2 separate regions of the Mus musculus genome follow, and region 2 is linked to region 1. The links are chromatin loops, found by intact Hi-C in ENCODE. Cell type or tissue: heart. All regions are shown on one strand. Links, peaks and the distances in the headings refer to the core of each region. The heading gives the core; the rest is flanking DNA.

Region 1 (10,124 bases), core at 1,227-9,226:
GTAAAAATGGCTACCCTGCCGAAAGCAATCTACAGATTCAAAGCAATCTCCATCAAAATTCCAACTCAATTCTTCACTGAAATAAAAAGGGCAATTTGCAAATTCATCTGGAATAAAAAAAAATTCTAGGATAGCAAAAACTATTCTCAACAATAAAAGAACCTCTGGTGGAATCACCATGCCGGACATTAAGCTGTACTACAGAGCAATTGTGATTAAAAACTGCATGGTACTGGTACAGTGACAGACAGATAGATAAATGGAATAGAATTGAAGACCCAGAATTGAATCCACACACCTAAGGTCACTTGATCTTTGACAAGGGAGCTAATACCATCCAGTGGAAAAAAGACAGCATTTTCAACAAATGGTGCTGGCACAACTGGCAGTTATCATGTAGAAGAATGCAAATTGACCCATTCTTATCTCCTTGTACAAAGCTCAAGTCTAATTGGATCAAAGACCTCCACATAATACCAGAGACACTTAAATTAATAGAGGAGAAAGTGAGAGAAAGCCTCGAAGATATGGGCACAGGGTAAAGAGTCCTAAACAGAACAGCAATGGCTTATGCTGTAAGATCAAGAATGGACAAATGGGACCTCATAAAATTGCAAAGCTTCTGTAAGGCAAAAGACACCGTCAATAAGACAAAAAGGCCACCAACAGATTGGGAAAGGATTTTTACCAATCCTAAATCTGATAAGGAACTAATATCCAATATATACAAAGAACTCAAGAAGCTGGACTCCAGAAATTCAAATAACTCCATTAAAAAATGGGGTATAGAGATAAACAAAGAATTCTCACCTGAGAAATACCAAATGACTGAGAAGCACCTGAAAAAATGTTCAACATCCTTAATCATCAGGGAAATGCAAATCAAAACAACCTTGAGATTCCACCTCACACCAGTCAGAATGGCTAAGATCAAAAACTCAGGTGACAGCAGATGCTGGTGAGGATGTGGAGAAAGAGGAACACTCCTCCATTGTGGTGGGATTGCAAGCTTGTACAACCACTCTGGAAGTCAGTCTGGAGGTTCCTCAGAAAATTGGACATAATATTACTGGAATATCCAGCAATACCTCTCCTGGGCTTATACCCAGAGGAAGTTCCAACTGGTAATAAGAACACATGCTTCACTATGTCCATAGCAGCCTTATTTATAATAGCCAGAAGCTGGAAAGAACCCAGATGTCCCTCAACAGAAGAATGGATACAGAAAATGTGGTACATTTACACAATGGAGTACAACTCAGCTATTAAAAACAATGAATTAATGAAATTCTTGGGCAAATGGATGTATCTGGAGGATATCATCCTAAGTGAGGTAACCCAATCACAAAAGAAGTCATTAGATATGCACTCACTGGTAAGTGGATATTAGCCCAGAAGCATAGAACACCCAAGATACAATTGGCAAAACACAAGACAATCAAGAAGATGGAAGACCAATGGGTGGATACTTTGTTCCTCCTTAGAACAGGGAACAAAATACCCATGAAAGGAGTTACAGAGACAAAGTTTGAAGCTAAGACTAAAGGATAGACTATCCAGAGACTACCCCACCTGGGGATCCATCCCATAATCAGCCACCAAACTCAGACACTATTGCATATGCCAGCAAGATTTTGATGAAGAAACCCTAGTATAGCTGTCTCGTATGAGGCTATGCCAGTGCCTGGCAAATACAGAAGTGGATGCTCACAGTCATCTATAAGATGGAACACAGGGCTCAGCTAGAGAAAGTACCCAAGGAGCTGAAGGTGTCTGCAACACTATAAGTGGAATAACAATTTGAACTAACCAGTACCACCAGAGCTCATGTTTCTAGCTGCATATTTAGCAGAAAATTGCCTAGTTGGCCATCACTGGGAAGAGAGGCCCCTTGGTATTGCAAACTTTATATGCCCCAGTACAGGGGAATGCCAGGGCCAAGAAGCGGGAGTGGGTAGGTAGGGGAGCAGGGCAGGGTGAGTGTATAGGGAACTTTTGGGATAGCATTTGAAATTTGAAATGTATATAAAGAAGATATCTAATAAAAAAAAAACTCTTATCTTCATTTGTCAAATAAGAAAAACAAGGTTTAGGTGAATGACATATCTTGGCTCAATCCTGTAGTGTGGCAGAATCCTATGTCAAGTAACTTGGCTGAAGCATTCCTACTCTTTATTATTATTATTAATCACTTTGCTTGCTTAAATTCCAAATGTTATCCCCCTTCCAGGTCTCCCCTGCACGAACCTCCATTCCACCCCTCTCCTTTTTCTCTAGCACCCCCTACTCTTAATGAATATTTCTCTATGACTATGTGATAATTGTAAATTGTATTGAATTCATATAAACATTAAGAATTCAAAATTATTATATTAGTTCATGGATTTTAAGAAAAATTTCATAATTTAACAAACACCAAGGCTCTAAAACCTCTTCTTACTACACAAAAACAATCATCTGTCATCCAATGGACTTACAACGTTGATATCTCTAACTCTTCAACTTAATTTCTTTGCATTTTATGGAGAACATATTGATTCTAACTAGGTTGTTCTTCAAATAACTTAAATATACCCTGCTCCTTAGTAACAACATCAACAACCATAATAAAAAGCAATTGTACTCTTTTATAATGATTATTATAGAGCAAACATTTATGCAACAATTTGAGCACATGATTAATCTTTACCTTAGTCTATGGCAATGCAATTCATTTCCTGTTTAACAGTGAGAAATCTGAGGCTCAGGGACTTTCTAATGAATGGCCTAAAGTTGTTTAGCTAATAAGTGACAAAGGTGAGTTCTGAAGTCATGGATTCTTCTGCTGTATAAGTATAGACTTCTAACATCTTACTACATGAAACTGCTTTCCTAGGCTACAGAGAGGGGAAGAATGAAAACCATCAGAAACCCAGTGGTGCCAATGGCCAGCCAGAGAACGAGCCCTGCCTGTGGCTCTCCTTCAGGACTCTGTGGGATCTGGAGCTCCACACGTACTACCCTAGAACTCACTCTTCCCTACAGGTGATGAAGCAGCTGCCCAGTCGTTTCCAAGATCCATCCTCAGTCCAAAACGTGTGCCTTCACTCATGGGTCTTTTACTAAGTCAGTGTCTCATCACTTTCACTTTCTTGCCAGTTCACAGAGTATCTCTGCTATTGTTTCTTCATGGAGGCATTTGTCAGACAGCTACAGAAATGTTTCTGGGTAATCTTGTGAGGCTGTTTCCAGAAGACCTCAACATATGAACTACTAAACAGACTAGTTATCCTGCACAGTATGGTGGAGCATCATCTAACTCTGAGGGTCCCCCAAAACAGAAGTGGGAGAAGAACACAGCTCTCTTTGCTCAAAATGGGACTGTTAGATGCCAGGGATATTTGTAACTTTGTATTTCCCAGCCTTTGTAGTCGAAACCAAACTTACACCATCATCCTTCTTGATTGAGTGAATTATACTCTAGTCTTTCCTGGTTCTCCAACTTGTACACACAGGATAGTGGGACTCCTTGTGTTCTTATGTGACTCAATTCTGTAACAGATCTTTACCTCTGTATTTATGTGTATGTATACATATGTATTCATTTCTCATTTATCTTAGAGACATCACTTCACATATCATCCATCCATCTGTCTATCCATCCATCTATCAATCTATCATCTATATCTATCATCAATCTGTCATTTATGTATCTTTCCTCTATCATCATTGTAATAATTCTGTAACTAATCTATAATGTACCTATAGCCATCCTCCACCTTCCTATCATTATCTATTCTTTCCAACATTATCACCCATAAATGTCTACCTATCTAGCACACTCCAATCAGTCCAGTTTCTCTGGAGAACCCCAGCTAACGTGAACCTTTCTTGCTTCATTTTCTTACCTTGCATTAATCAACATACACATACCTTACTCTTCCTTATTTCACATTTTACCAACATATTATGACAGATGATAAATGCTCCAAACTTTCACAGTGATATAAGTATGGATTTATGCTTTCAGAATGCTTCCCTTTTCAATATATATAATACACGAGACTTCTTCTATTGCTTGTTTATTTACCCCAAAGTTTTAGTATAAATACATAATAAAACTAAGATCCTGCAGGAAGAACTACCACTTACAACACAGTGTACCTCCTACCTTGAGCTGTGTCCCAGTTTCTGGCAAACAATAGTTCCTATACTGATGTGTGTGCTCCAAAGCACTAATTTTACAAGACAGCTAGGAAACGGATGCTGAGCAACATTTGGTTCACAGAAGACAGCTCTGGAAACATTTTCCCAGTCTGAGACCTGAGATCCTGAATATTTTACAACACTTGCTTTGCCAGTTGCAGATGAAAATCTCAAATGCTTGGGCCACTATTCTTTTTTTTTTTTTTTTTCCTGATTTCTTCCCTTGTGAAAGTCAGCATGAACCCAGGGCTGGGGATAGGGCTACTATGGGGAGGGAGAAGGGTTGGGGAGAAGCAGGCTGAGTTGATGCGCTTTCTGGACAGGGGGTTCTGGGATGCAGAGACCTGTCAGCTGGGGAATATGATTCCAGAGGAAACAGCTGCCTCATGGTTAAGGAACAAAGGAAGTCATGGGTGGGGGTGCGGAAGGAGAGCAGGAAGCCACAGCAGCCGCACTGAGCTTGTATTGCAATTCTTCCTTGTTCAAGCCTGTGAGCCTCCCATTCTGTGTTCCTGGAGGAAATTGACGTGGGAAAAATTAAAACAACAACTAAAATGTTGTGTTAGCTTTGTCCTTTGGCTTGGCTGAAATTAATACTTAACTTTTTTTTTTTTTTAATTTGAGTTTACCTCACAACCCTCCTGTCTCATGAAACTGTCCCCCTGTTCTGGTGGCAGAGACCATGACAGATTTCAAAATCAGCTTCCTGTTGTGAGGATGAAATTTTTGTTCATTAAGGATGTTGTATTTGAAACTTTCAAGCTTCCCACATACAGCTTTCAGTTCTCCCACACAAATGACTCTCCCTCCTCGCTCTTGCCCTTCTCCCTCTACTAATAAAATAGAAAATTCCTTTAAAATATCAAGCAATTAAAGCTCTTCATGGGTGAACTGACCCATTGAGCGCAACCCTCTAGTACACGAAGAGGCGGCTCCAGTGAGTTTCAAATCTGTTTAAGATAGAAAAAAAGAAGAAGAAAAAAGAAAGAAAGAAAACCTTCCAGCATATTGGTTTTGTCTAATTTTTCATAACAACAGAATCATTTTTGCTAACATAATTTGCATGCATTATCATTTTTCAGGAGCTTTCCATTTCCACTGTGTATTTAGGTCAAAATTCCTAGTGGCCAGATCAAGTCAGATGCAGATTAAGTAGCCATCTTGATTTAATTTTTTTCCTCATATTTTATTGTAAATGGTATCCCCATGTAATTAGAGAAATAGGAACAGGAAAAGGTGAGAAAGGATGATGACACAAAACAAATATCTCTTTCTTTCTCTCTCTCTCTCTCTCACACACACACACAAGCACACACACACACTTATTTAGAGATGTTAAAAAAAAGCAAAAGGAAAAAGAAAAGGAGAGAAATGGGAGACAGCTAACTCAGCTCTGCTAATCTGGCTGTGATATGCTTGACTTTAATTTGTGCAACCAGCCCCTTCTCTGGCCTGGTGCGGATGCCATGTCCTTTTAATGTCAACAAACACTGGCCTCATTCTTATCGCCTAGAACAAGTTCCCTGGAAGGGTCTCATAACTCTCTTGGGAAGAAAAGCATCCTTATACAGGCCACCTGAAACCGTGCTTGTTGGAATAGTTTAGGCAACTTAATTTTCAATGGGTTGTTTGCTTTTTCCTTGATTTGAGATTATGTAAAAGTGGAAATCTATATATATTCTTTTTAAAAAAAAAAGAAAGAAAGAAAGAAAAAGAAAAGCCTTTGGTTGGTCTATAATGCTCCCATTCGAGGAGCGATTTAATGCCTAAGTCTTCAATGGGACCATGCAGAATGTGGAATCTCCTTTTCCTATTTGCAAACTAGAGCTGATCTCAGTCCAACCACTGCCATTGGTACACAGGAGCCATGGATATGTGGAAAGTATTCGCTTAGTTATTCTGAGAACGATTCCTAGTTGTGTTTAGTTTGGGCACTATCAACTGGGACAGAGTTCAGAATGGAAATTTCTCTTTGTTCCTAGTCAAAGCTCAGTATCAAGTGCACACATATTCAGATAACTCCTCGGAGATGGAGTTGAATCTTGCCCCCTCTTTCAATTCAGGACCATTTCCATTAAGGGCAAATGTGACCATAGTTAACCAATCATTGACTACCCTGAAGTTATCTCTAACAATTGAGGTGTCACTGCCTTGCTTCCTGTGGAAGACTGAGGATGCTGCTCATAGACAGAGCAGCACGTGCCATTCTAGCTTCAAGGAATCCGTGGTGTCATCTGATCTCATGGAAACATGCCACGGGCAAAGAGGTTGAGACAGAAGAGAGTGAGTGTGCAGTAAAGAACTCACCTCTGGATGGCAGGGCCAGGTTTGGTTCTTGTCATCTTTTGACACTAACCCAGCTCAATATGCTTTTTCTCTGTAAGTGTGGCACATTGTCTTTGATGAATTAGATGGCTAACACTTGGGGTCAAGGTGACAGATGAAGAGTCACAGGAGAGGTTCCTGAGGGGATGGCAGAGTCCTGAGTAACCAGAGTCGAAGAAGAGAGAGGGGAGATTTTTATTCTTCACAGACCCCTTGTTTCAGTGATTTCTTCAAAGACGAGAATTAGTTAAACTACAATTTAAAGATTTTTTTCTCTCTCTCTTTCTCTCTTCTTGCATAGCAATAATTAGTCGTGTCAAGATGACTACTCTGTGACAACGTGATTTCAATGAGGAAAAGTTGAAGAATAAACTATAATTATTTGGACAGTCACTTGATCAGGTTTTCTTTTTCCTTGTCACATTTTAAATGATTTGCGAAGCTCTATGTGGGTGTCTGCTGAAGAGGTTAGTCCACATGTTTTAACGCTTTGATTCCTTTCTCTTTTCCATTTCAAGTACATAACAGTTTGTCCATTTATGGGAATTAAAAAAAAACCTCTCAGTTTGGCTTAAATAAAATTATAGGCCAGTTAATCTAATTTAAACTCCGATGTCACCTGCTCTTGACATAAGCCATCTTGAGACGTGGCAGTTTTCGTCTTCTAAGAGGGAAGACAAGAACCACAGTATGTAGCACAGCATTTGCTAAACCCCCTGGAACATGAAGCAAAGGGAAATAGGCCCCCAAAAAAGAGCATTGCTTAAATACAGTGAAGGAAATTTTTTAAGTGTAGGAGAAAGAGTCACGTGTTGACACATGCCTATAGTCCCAGCGTGCTGGAGGTTGAGGCAAGCTGTATGTTGTATGCCTGAACCCAGACAATGCTACAATATGAAAGACTATCTCAAAAACACAAGAAAGATGAGTACTACTAACTACTGTTGCGGCAGCTGATGATGATGACAACGACGATGATGATAATCATAACAACAACAATAATAATAAATAAAACAAATCTAGAAAAGTCTCAAGTTTGAGTTTGGTTCAGCAATCTCATGCAACTAATCTCAGGTATTAACTGTTCTGGGAGATTCTGCATTTAATATAACTTACTAAGTTTAATTTACCATATCTCAAACTTCTGTGACCCCGGGTCACTCTTAAGTCTAAAATCTGCTCACAGTCTTCAGGATCAGTGTTGGACATAAAATCCTTTTGGAAAATATTCACTGAGGCCCTACGCAGGTGCCCAAACTTCATTGTGTAAATGTGATACATTGACTTCTTCTAAACCACAAATGACAAGAAATACATTAAAGAGACCTGTCAAAAGATAATGTCGTATGAGTGGAGCCACCTTTGTTGAGCATAGCAGGAGATCCTAAAATGAGGTTCTTAGAAAATGTTGCCTTGAAACATTACTTGAGGGAGAGGTGACTTTGGCTCAGCTGAACAGCAGTTCTACACACTATCATGTATTCTGAAACCCCTGGGACTTATAACCATAATCCTAAACACTGTTGAATGCAAACAAGTTCTGCAGTAGAGGCTTTCAAGTGGCACTAGAGGCATCACTTGCAACCACTGTTCAGAGTGCAGCACATTCAATGCTGCGCCAGATAAGAAAGGTCAACTGATAAGGCTGGATCTGCCAGGCAGCAGGGCAGGAAGGGGGGTGTCTCAATGTACGGCAAGGGCACTGTTTCCCTTTTATCTTTTATTAAGGGGGATCAGGTGTTTGCCCATAAGAACTACACTCGAAGCGACATGCAGTTCTTCCCTGGAATATGCCCATAAACTAGAGAGATGTCTGTTTAAATAAACATAAAATCCTGACTATCCTACAGCCAAATGAGACAGTGCCATTTAGGAGGAAAAGGAGACAAAAATCCCCTAGCTTTCTTCGTTTCTTTCTGAATGGATGACCTAACTGTAAAATTATTATGATATTCCAAGAAAAAAATGGTCCTGTTAATCTGATATGTACTGGACTTCCTAGTAAATTTTCTAAATTTCTATAATACCATGAAAGGTCTGTAATGAAGGTGATTTTTTAAATACCTAAAATACTGTTCAAGAAGTAATTTAAGATTTATTAAAGACTCACTGAGCATTATTGCTTAGACTTCTAAATGCTCATCTGCACGCTGGTATTCTTCTAGAAAGACCAGCAGGGAATTATCAGCTGCAGTCGTCCCCACATGCTTGTATCTACTTATTTTGAAACCTTTCATTTGTAGCGACAGCTGCAAGGTGTCCCTTCAAGGATTTTTCGGTTTTGATTTATACTTATATACACTCAAATCTCAATTGAGATATCCGAGCTTCATTCCATTTTCTGACCTTACACTATCAAGCCGGAGTGACCCCCAATCTCTTAGGACTGGGCTACATTCCAAACCATGTTATGGAAGAACAAGAGCAGGGAATCAAAGCCACACATCACCCTAGTCCCAAGGAGACACTTCATGGAGAGCCGAGTGAAGGCCAGCCAATCAGCAGACCTCATTTATTTGCCCATGTGAAAATTCTTAACTCTCCACCCTTTGAACTTTTGACATTATTTTTGAGTGTGTGAGTCCTGTTTGTACCAAACACAAGAGCCAGACCGATGCTCTGTTTGGCATGGAAATTGGCCTCATGGAAACAAATGTACCTTCTTTCTTTCTTCCTTTCTTTTCTCTTATTATTTTTTTTTTTATTTGTTCAGGATGAGAGCAGACTCTGCTGAAATGCATCATAGTTGCTGACATATTGGTGAATATTCCACACATCTGTTTCTGGTTATTGTTCTCCTCTTGACACACCTGTCACTGAGCCCACACCGTGAGGAGTTTCAGATAATAAACTCCTCGGAGTCTGGTCAGATGGACACAGTGGTCAGGGAGACTGTGGGATGACTATCTTTCTGGAAATCAACAGAGATAGAGCTACACTGTGCATGACACAAATCCCACCTGCCCTGAGACAGTTGCAGACTTCCTGCATTCCAAACAGCTGCCTGGTCATTAAGGGGCAAGGAGCTTAAATAGAGCTTTTTACATAGACATAAAAAAATCACTGATCATACCGGGACAGGCATGTAGCTTTTGTACCATTTCCCACTCTATCCTTGCTTATTACTGCCTGTGCAAGGCAGGGATGCTTAGCCCTGCACACAGTGGTTAGGCAGCTCATGCATTCACTGCACAAACTGTTCCTTTTGTTATTATCCTGTTACATTGAATCTCTAATGAAGCAGATCAGTTTAAAGGTGTTTGCAGCTTAGAAAACTTGCTTTCTTGGGCCAGGTTGCTGGAGTACTAACATTGAGTGTGCAGAAAACAGGAAAGCTACTGAGCTTGTACTTATAGATGCAAAAAAAAATAATGACAGTGATGCTGTCACTGCAGAGGTCCAGGAATGAGCTCAGGTCTGGATCATATTATGTTTAACATGTTATGCTTAAGAACAGGCTAAAAATAATGAACAGAGATTGATTTAACTTATTTCAATAACAACTTAGGTTGAAGTCTTGGCTACATCTAGACCCCAATCCATGGCTTATCAGGCAGTGATTCTCAGCAAATAGTGAATGAGAAAGACCAAATTGGAAACAAAAGAAAATAGCA
Region 2 (10,124 bases), core at 1,460-9,459, 350 kb before region 1:
CAAGGTGGGCAGAGATATGGTGCTCTACTTTCTGCTATCATACGAATTTGGAGGAAGTGTGTTAGATAGAGATGACTACTACAACGCATTATATGTTTGCCTATGACTCTATTAAAACCTGGAAGGTGATGTGCCAATGATCTTTAGAGCTTGATATAGGTTGACATATTAGGTCACTTATGGAAGATTTCTGTCATTCCACACGCTACAAAACTTCCTTGAACAGCCGGTGAACAGTAAGATGAAGAAACAATAAAAGATGATGTCTTCCTTGCACAGTGTACTGAATGGATTAGAGATAGTGAATATGCCGTGCCCCGATGTTTCCCAGTGTGCACGCTCAACATGCAGGGTCATTCAGCATTATTCATAGTTCCAATCATGGTAGAACAGCCATGGAGCAGCAGCAACTACTTACCTTTCTCAACATGAGCTATATCCAACTCTTTATATCATGGGCTTATTGCTTAAGATAAACAATTCAACTCTCCTATGAAGTATTGGTGTAAAGAGGGCCACTCACTACCCAGAGCAGTGTAGGGGACACATTAGGACAGCTTATATACTTGGGAGAACTGTTGGAGTATGGGATAAAAAAAAAAATGAGTGACCAATTCCACCGGGCTTGCCTTAGTCATTTGAACAGCTCTTTTAGACTCAGAGAAAACCACCTGCAGCTGGGCTCTCATGCTGACTGTAGGGTCATGTGACTCTGGCACATAACTTTTCCTGAGCTCCCTATATCTCACTTCCTGTAAGTGCCTGTCCCTCATGCTTACTTTCAAGGACTTGGCCAATCTCCTTTTGTAAATAGAACAATGCTTTATATTTCGCTATTACTCTGGAGCGACTATATCAATAATGCAGGAAACGCATCTGTCCAGCACAATGAGATTATTTTTCTGATTTTGTTTGACAGTTATGGTAATAGTTTGGCAAACAATCTACTCCACCATCAATGGCCGCAGATTACAGCTGTTTTTTAAAAATCCCAGTGGCTCCTGGAAACTTGCAAGATTGATTGCACACAGAAGGAGGGATAGAAAGACATGCCATGTACCTTTAGGAAAGAAAGATTCTTAACTCTTTCTGTACAGAAAAGCCCCAGGGAATATTAGAGAAAGGACACTGGGTGATCTGTGGGACCATTTTAATAGGACAAAGTGAGAAACAGCAACACAGAGGTACCATTAGGGTAGTCATTGCCAGGTGTGGCAGAGGGCAGAGGAGCCTGAAATATTTAAGAGACACCTGAGGAGTTGTTGTATTTGCTTACAGGGGAGAAAACGGAAAGATATATTATTCTCTGTTGCATTTCAGGGCTGTTGTGTGGCAGCACTGGCTGGTCAGAGTAACACTGAACCAAACTGGAGACTTTCAGAACTTGCTGTATTAAACGAGCAGATGCGTGATGCACGCCATGTTTGTTTTTCAGAGATGGCAAAGAGGAGTTCATTTATGTTTTTCTTTTTTACACCAGAACTTCTGAAGTCTTAGCAAAGAGCACTTCTACTGAAATCTGCACCAGTTCTGAAATGGGCTTGATTTCAGCACACGTTTTTAGCCCTTGGGATTTCTTCTTTCCTTCTGTTTCCTATGAAGCAGAATGCTGACCTTCCTACCGTTCTGTGACCCTGGCCTTTGGCCAGCCATTGTTTTTCAGGAAACAGGAGACAGAATGGTGGCTGTTCAAGTCTCCCAAGGTGCAAGATTTCCTCCCCTCTAAGTTGCAAGGTGAAGCCACTTGGAAGAGCAGTTGTAGTGGGTGGGGGCAACCCGACTGCACGGGCGCCTCATGTTCAGGTGAGTTCATTTTTCTTGTGAACTCTTCACCTAGGCCCCAATTAGTATCCTATTAACCTCCTTAAATATGGAATTGCTAAGATCTTTGAATACTCCAAAATGGACTATTAGCCAGCCCATTTCCTGGCTCTGTCAGATGAAAATGCCAAAGTAGGTCATACAACAGAATTACCGTGATTAATTTCAGCTCTCTTACATGGGCCATGATGTCATTCAAGTTAACCGGGGGGATTCATACTCAATGCATCGTTTGAATGACTGATGGAATGTGAGTTTTCTAAAACGCCTTTCCAACTCTTAAGTTCCTGAAGATTTTCCTTTTTTAACATCACAAACATTTCAAACATGCTAAATTGATCAATTAGACAAATGGTGACTTACCTCCACTATAATTTGTAATGTGTGTGTTCTCTAAGGTCTAATGTGCGTGAAAGAGGTTTATTTTCCAAGTAACTACGATGGTAGATCAGGAGTTGTCAGCCTTATGAGCCATTCTTACTGGTAGTTGTGAGCTGGCTTTTAAATATGCCATGAAGACGCCACTTCTCCAGAGCCTACTCAGCATGGCATTGGCAATTATAAATGGCTTTGCTGAGGCTAAAATGCCCCAGCAAACGTCCCATTCTTTATCATATATTCCTTAAGGACCACCTTTAAAGAGTACTTAAGAGAAGCATTCTGTGTTTTCCCATCTCATATATCGAGGCAATCTCTTTACAATAGGCAGACTTAATTTGTTTTCCTGTGTGCAGCAGCTTTAGAGACTTATTAGCCATTTCAAATATTACACCACAATATGTCAAACAAATCTAAATTGTATCATCACACGTAAACCTATTTAGGTGCGTTCATTTTTTTTTTCTTCTTAAAATGAATCCTACAGCTAGTGTTAAAGACCATTTGTCTCCTATTATCTGCTCTTATATAGAAACTGTGAGCTCTCTGGATGCTGCAGTGATAGTACACAGTCAGGGTTGTGTCATCCTAACATTTGCAAAGAGCTGGTCATGCTCTGTTCTTGTATGATATGAACTGCCTCAATGAGTATTTGCTGTACCTAAAGTGAAGTAACACTTGGTGTAGAGGGTGGAGAAAATGGCTCCACAGAGAGGATGCATACATGCAAGATAAGGATGTAATTCAGACCCCTACTACCCAAATAAAATGCTAGTTGTAACTCCAGCACTCTGAGATAGAGATCAGATCCTCAGAGAAAGTTGGCTATCTAGACTTCCCTATATCACTGAGCTCCTGGCTCAAATGAGAGACCCTGCAAGAATGAATAAGGTAGAGGAAAAAACAAAAAAAACAAGGAAGGCCCAAGGAGTCAACCTTACCTGCACACACACACCTGCAAGCAGGATGTGTATGTACAATCACACCACACACAAAAAGAAAAGACGCTCTTGATTTTCTTACTTTCATTGTTTTGACTATGAAGCTGTTAAGTCATATCAGGTATTGATTGGGTATATATCTCAGTGGGAAGGCACTTATTTAGCATCTCCAAACTGGAGTTTGCTGCCTAGCACCACCCACACATAGAAACACACCCATACACAAACTTGAGTGCACATGCATGTGCGCACATGCAGGCACAGCTTGAGCCATATTATATTTTTATAATCAGAGTATCTTGCTGTAGTAACTGACCCTGTACATTGATTTTTTGGCAGTCTTACAGAGAAATATTTGAAAGCTTATCAAAAATCTCTTAAGTTCCAAAACTTTCATTTGTGGCATCAAGATTTCTTGAATATCTACTTAATTTAGCATAGGTAGTCAGCATGGTTAAGCTAAAGGACAATTGTAGAGACCCAAGCTATCTTCCTTTCTTCCCTTTGGATAAGTCCACTGTTCTCAAAAAAAAAAAAAAAAATACAAAATCCAATGGTGGCTTGTGACCTTTTGAAGCTATATCAATAAATAACAAGCTTACCACGCCAAAGGCTGAACACTACACACAAACTCTTATACCAATGAACCAGATATCCTGTCCATAAAGACAAGGCAGCGTCAGGGCCATACTCCCTGACTTCAATTTCTCTCTGTAACCCAAAAGCTTTTCAGGATCTGAATGTCCAGGTCACTGGAGAAAATATCTTCTAACATTGGAATATCCCACCAAGGTTCCAGGCATTGTTTGCCTTGATTAGCAAATTAGGCTAAAATCTAAGAGAACATTTCACATCAGGAAATCAATATGAGTCAAGGACGACGATTAGGAAAATACCATATTCCTAGTCGGCATTGACACTTTACACCACAGAAGAGTTTCCATAGGCTCCCTTGACTCATCTGTATATGTTTGCACACATAGATAAAAGCAATGGCTTCCTCTAGTCATCCATTTCCCATGTGGTATGACTTGGGTAGCGTTTGAAAAAAAAAAGTGCATGAATTTGTATTCAGAGATTTAGGGACTTTCTGTCCACTCATTTTTAAATATAATGATCATTTATGATCATTGCACGTGTTAGCTTTAAATAAATTTCAAAGGAAATGACACTAAAAACTCATCCCTGAGTTTGACTAGTCACTTTCCAAATAATCATGGTATGGGGACTTCTCTTATTCAGCCCAAGTCCGTAGAGAAAATTTCCTCTTACATCCAGCACACAGACTATAACTCTCCTTCTCAGGAGCTCTGGGTGAGTTACAGCATGGCTTCTTCCCATGTTGATCTCTGAATTTGTGAGCAAACCCTGTGTTTCAGTTACTTTTTCATTGCTATGATAAAACGCTGTGTGCAAGGCAACTTATGGGGGAAAGTTCTTATTTTGTCTCAGAGTTCCCAACATAATGGTGAGTAATATGGCTGAAAAGAGCAGGCTTTGTGGCAGTAATGAAAATCTGAGACAGAGAGGATGAACTGGAAATAGGTGGATCTAAAACTCCCAAGCCCCCATTGACATACGTGCTTCCCTAAGGCCACACCTCCTAAGCCTCCCAAAATATTGCCACCAACTGGATATGAGGTGCTTAAATGCCAGAGCACAGGGAAGACCTTTCTTATTTAAACCACTATAGCCTATTTCACTAGTCTGTACACTAGATGCACAGATTGTGGGGTCACTGTGAGCAATATAACATAACTTTTTGTGAGCAAAAATCTTTGAGTTTTCCCCCCATTTCTCAATTGCATTTTCATGATATTTCTTTAAGCAGTTTCATGTGCTTCTATTTCTTTAAAACCTTTCTCTTTTTGTTTTCTCTTACCATTAACGGAGATGGAATCCAGGTCTCATGTATGTCAGGCAAGCACTTTATCTCAACCCTATGCTACATTAACATACATGTACCATGATTTCTTTAAACATCTTTTTTTGATGGATACAAATCTCCATTCTTTTCACTCTTCCATCTACTAAGATTAAGTTACTATCTCCTATCTCTGTTCAGATGTCTAGAATCTATGTAGTCTTTTCCATAGAGAAGTTTCCCACAGTGCTCCCTCTTAACTTCCAAATTAGCTCCTTTCACTTCTGCAATGTGTCATTTGTCTGGAGTGTCTCAGTGTCAGAATCAGAACCTTGTAACATTGAACGTGTTGTGCTGGATAAGTGCCATCCGAATATCTAACTTTCCTGGGAAAAGGAGAGTGTATTTGTGTAATAGATGCAGTAGACTCATTTACAGCTATTCCAAAGAAAGAAGATGTGGCTCGGTCTTTATAGGATAAAATTGTATAGACTGATATTCAAATTACACCAATCTGTATCACATGCTAACACAGTGGCTCCCTTACATGCCTCAACCTAATTACATAAAGTTCAGTACTTTTGTAATTACATAGAACCCCTTGTAGCCTATGACTTAAAATCCTTTGACTCTACAAATGTTTTAAAAGATGCCTCTTCCAGGAATTAATTTATTGTCTGTCAAATGCTGCTTAAGGTTGATAGAAGACAGTGCAGAGGAAGTTGTCTTTAATAAGTGCACAAGTCAGAGACACTGACATTGCAAATTTTGCCCTTTTTCTGTGGCTGTTAAACATCAACACAGCTAGTATACATAGCCCCTTCCCATCTCCCTCTATGCTGACCAAGATAAAAGAAGATAAGAATAGAGTCTAACATGTTCACTTTTCTTTGGACCTAGTTCAAGTCAACCTCTGCTTTTTATTTAGTCTTTCATGAGATCATTTTCAGGGTTGCATAGTCATGATTAAAAACTTCTTACTTGGTCCTCCATCACTTTTCACTTCTCAGAACCATGCACCTACAATGCTCATCTACTCTGTTGCCCTGCCTCTACTTCTTCATCTTCTTCACTCATTACTCACCTCTGGGATCTGCAACATCCGGACCTAGGCACCTAGCCCATGCTTTTCAGAATCCCACAGGACTCATGAGAGTAGAGCAATTTTCTGCTTCTTCCTCTACCAGGATGTTGGTCTTTCAGAAGTCCACTTCAGCATGACATCATGACAGAAAACTTTGCCCAATTTCTCCCCTTGCCTTGGGGCATTACACCACTCTTTCCTCCCCAAGCTATGCTCTGAACAGTATGTGATGAGTACTAGACCAGCAGTGGGTTGTTTTGTTGTTGTTGTTGTTGTTTTTTTTTTTTTTAACATTTGCTCATATTTCCTCTGTACTACTCAATGAACTGAAGGTTAGAATCCAGGACATGTCTGATCTGGTACAACTATTGCTACAGGAAAGATGAGACAAGAATGGTTGCTGAAGAAAGCATTTCTAAAGGAAACAAGATCCTAGGTTCCATGTTGATCATGCCAGAGATTGGCTGTTCTGAAAGTCTGTATCCACTAGTGCACTCCTTGGGCACATTCTTGTGCCTAATCTAGCTTTAATTTATGCCTTCAGTGAATATGCCAATTAATAAAAAAAAACAAAAAACAAAACAAAACAAAAAAAACCATCTGGGCCTGATGAGAGATTGTATGTTATAAGGGTTTTTGTTTGTTTGTTTGTTGTTGTTGTTGTTGTTGTTTTGTTCTGTTTTTTTACTCATTTTCCTCACTAACATTATTTGGATGCATCCCACCTCTGTTTGTTTCTTTCTTACTTCTGGCCTTTGCTTTGCAAAGCGTCAGAGCTCACACCGTGTAGGTGAGGGCTGCCTCACCTTACTATAACGACATTAAGGGAGATGAATTTTCCAAAATGAGGCTGGCCAGTGAACTGTGATGCTGGAGTAACCCCATTACTTTCAGAGGCTTTGAGTCTGTTATAATCACTCAACTGTAGCAAGGCTGTGCTTTAGAGGGAAAAAACTGGGGAAATGGAGGGGCACTGGTAGAAACTTTGGTTGCAGAACAAAAATTCCCAGTCCTTAAGACTGTATTTCAGTAGAGAAAAAGCCTTTGGGGATCTCATTAAGGTGATGTGACAATTCCTAAATGTTTTGTAAAACGGGTCAAAGAAGTTGACACTACTTATGTCCAGTTGCATCCTGCCTAGAAGGCTAAAATAAGCAAACTTCTGTTTCTAGACAAAGAAATTCCTCAGTTTGGATCATTTCTATATTTACTCTGAAGTGGTGGTCTTTAGGCTTTGGAGAGTTAGGATATGTGGGGGAGACAGAGAAGAGAAAAATAAGCAACTGGGGGAAGATTTACACACTGAAAGAACTTTCAGAAGAGAAGAAGAGAGGCGAGTCCACATGTCACTCAAGTGCATGTAACTATATTTGTTCTACATAGAAAGTTTACTGAGGATATAGCCTAGTGGATGTAGGAAGTAACCCATTATTTGTTTGTAATGGTTTTCATTCCATTCACTGTGGTAGTGTTTATTGAAGCTGTGGGTATGCAGTTTCTCGGAAAGGATCAAAACTATATGCCACTGTTTGGATTCCTTCTACCCTGTTTTGTGGAAATAATGCCCAATCCCATTGAATGTTGGTAGCTATTAAATGAGCTCTGAAGAGTTACTAACATGAGATATTGATGAACTAAAATTAGCATGCTAAGGGAGTTTGCTTCAGTGCTTCCTCCAGTATGGTGCCAGGACGTCTGGCTGCTACAAAAGCCTTAGCAATGCCATGAAGCTCCTACCATTTAGGTAGACAAGCAGATGGTTGGAATTCCCACAGTTTCCAGGAAGCAGGCTTTGTTATCGGGGCCTCATTAGTGTCAGATTGAGTCGTCCTTGGCTTTTAATTGCTGCTAAGTCAGTATAAATATTTTACTCTTGTTGACTGTTCAGTTCTTGGGAAACGGCTTTGCTTGGCCATTTTGATTGTTATGACTTGGAGTGCCATTTGCTTATGGGTTAGCACCCTATAACTGGCTTGATAATGCAGATACATACACATGGGATGACTATGTAGGCCTGAGCTACCATTGAGACTCATCAGTGTCACACAGTTTCTAAACACTTTATCTGGTCTATTTAATTGTCAGCACAATAAGCTCTAGAAAGCTCCATTCCTATTTTTAGAATCCTTCCAATCATTTAGATAATTTGAAAATATCCCACTACTTGTCAATCTTTCTTATTTTAAAATTTATTTTAAAACTATCATGTTTTTTAAGGTAACATGAAATTTTATTAAATACATATGCACTATTTACTAAAGTTAAACAATTACAAATATTTTCCCACAATTTTCTCTTTGCTTTTTTGTTTACATTACGTTTCAAAGAGAATACCAATAAATCATTCAGTACTAAAATGTTCATTTTCTAAAAATGAGAGGCTATTCTATATAATTTTAAACAACATCTAATTAGGAACCATTTTTGCATGTGTAAATTTCTATCCTATATATATATATATATATATATATATATATGTATATATATGTATATATATATATATAGAGAGAGAGAGAGAGAGAGGGAGGGAGAGATTGTCTTAGGGATTTCATTGCTCTGAAGAGACACCATGACCAAGGCAAGTCTTACAAATGACATTTAATTGGGCCTGGCTTACAGGTTCTGAGGTCCAGTCCATTATTATCATGGAAGGTCCAGGTAGGCATGGCACTGGAGGAGTTGAGAGTTCCACATCTTGTTCTGAATGCAAACAGGAGAAGACTGTTGCTTCCAGGCATCTAGGAGGAAGATCTCAAAGCCCATTTGCCCAGCAACAGACTTCCTTCAACAATGCCACCACACCTATTCCAACAAGACCACACCTCTTAATAGTGCCACTATTCAAGCATATTCAAACCATCACAGAGATACATAAGTATCTATGGTCTTATGTAGAGAGATATATAGTATATCTATTTTTAATATTTTAAAGTTCACAAATCATATTTGAAGATTTATATCCTACCCTATTTCAAAAAAGAAAAGAAAAAGACAGACAGACAGAAAGAAAGAAAGAAAACTTATCCTAGGCCTGTTAATTACATGTCGATATTTTCCAGTTATACTTTTAAGTTAACTTTTCTTATCTTATGCAATTCATACAAAGTATACATTCATTTCTTACAAGGGCCACCCATAATTAGTTGGTACATCCTGTAGCATCATGCCAGGAGCAATATAGTATCAATCTCTCTTTTATTTGTTAGGGGTTTAATTTGTTAACTTTGGAAATGTGTTCACTACTGAATCCACTTTTTTAATAGCCCATTTTTTCTTATAATTGTTATCAGTATACCATTGCGGACACTCAGTGGTAGGTTGTCTTCATTCCCTCTCCATTGTTGACTTTTGAGATAGATACAGATCCACAGATTTTCAAGTGATAGATTTAATTTCCCTCTGCTGCTGTAACAGATTGCCATGCACACCAGCCCTATTAAATAATAAGAACCACTGGTTTAGAGTTCCCTAAACTCAATGGCCAACACTAATCTCACAGCGTAAGTTTCATGGTGTAGGACGAAGGGCATTCTATTCTGGAGGTCTCAGGAAGAATACTTGCCCTTCTCAGCCTCATGTTTAATGTCAAGCATTCACCATCTCTTAGTGAAATGAGAAACGAGGTATCCCCCCAGGAAGACTCTCCTCCATGCCTGCATTCAGATGCAGCAGTGGTGATTGGTGAGACTCAGGTGCTCCTACTTAACCTGTACCTTCACTGTTTATAGTAAAGGTGATATATTGTTTTGCATACTTTATTTTTGCTTTTTAACTTTCCCAGATAAAACTTAACCCCCCCCCCCAAATTCCTGTGTATTCTCTGTTTATGCTAAGACACGGAAAGTGGAAATCATGGTAGGCAGCATAGTTCTGAAGCATTTGTAGATGAGGAAAACGGGCAAATAGAAGATGTGGGCACTGATAGCAGTCAACTTTTCCCATTCTTAGGTCATCAGTAAATATCTGACAATTGCACACTGAGCACAGTCATAGGCATTTGTGAGGTTTTGGAGACTTAACAATCCCATCTCCAAAC

Evidence for each region. A loop is a pair of places that touch in the nucleus more often than their neighbours do. Peaks named below come from ENCODE experiments on the same cell type or tissue, not always from the same donor. Only the 100,000 strongest peaks of a DNase experiment are listed, where the experiment ranks them.
Region 2: a loop joins it to region 1, with 5 times the contacts of the local background. A loop is called at or near these places in 1 of 42 quality-filtered maps.

The regions. Positions count from the first base shown.
Region 1 is chr7:71,932,290-71,942,413 of GRCm38, forward strand. It overlaps 4930441H08Rik (RIKEN cDNA 4930441H08 gene), which reads left to right. Exons shown (of 3, transcript NR_130995.1): 2 at 2,876-3,024; 3 at 6,812-6,902. Among named protein-coding and RNA genes, the nearest start is that of 1700011C11Rik, 24 kb to the right of the region's middle. In heart, for the core only: no CTCF peak of the experiment used is centred there; a DNase peak (open chromatin) is centred at 4,572.
Region 2 is chr7:71,586,185-71,596,308 of GRCm38, forward strand. No RefSeq gene overlaps it. Among named protein-coding and RNA genes, the nearest start is that of Gm44689, 110 kb to the right of the region's middle. In heart, for the core only: no CTCF peak of the experiment used is centred there; a DNase peak (open chromatin) is centred at 1,657.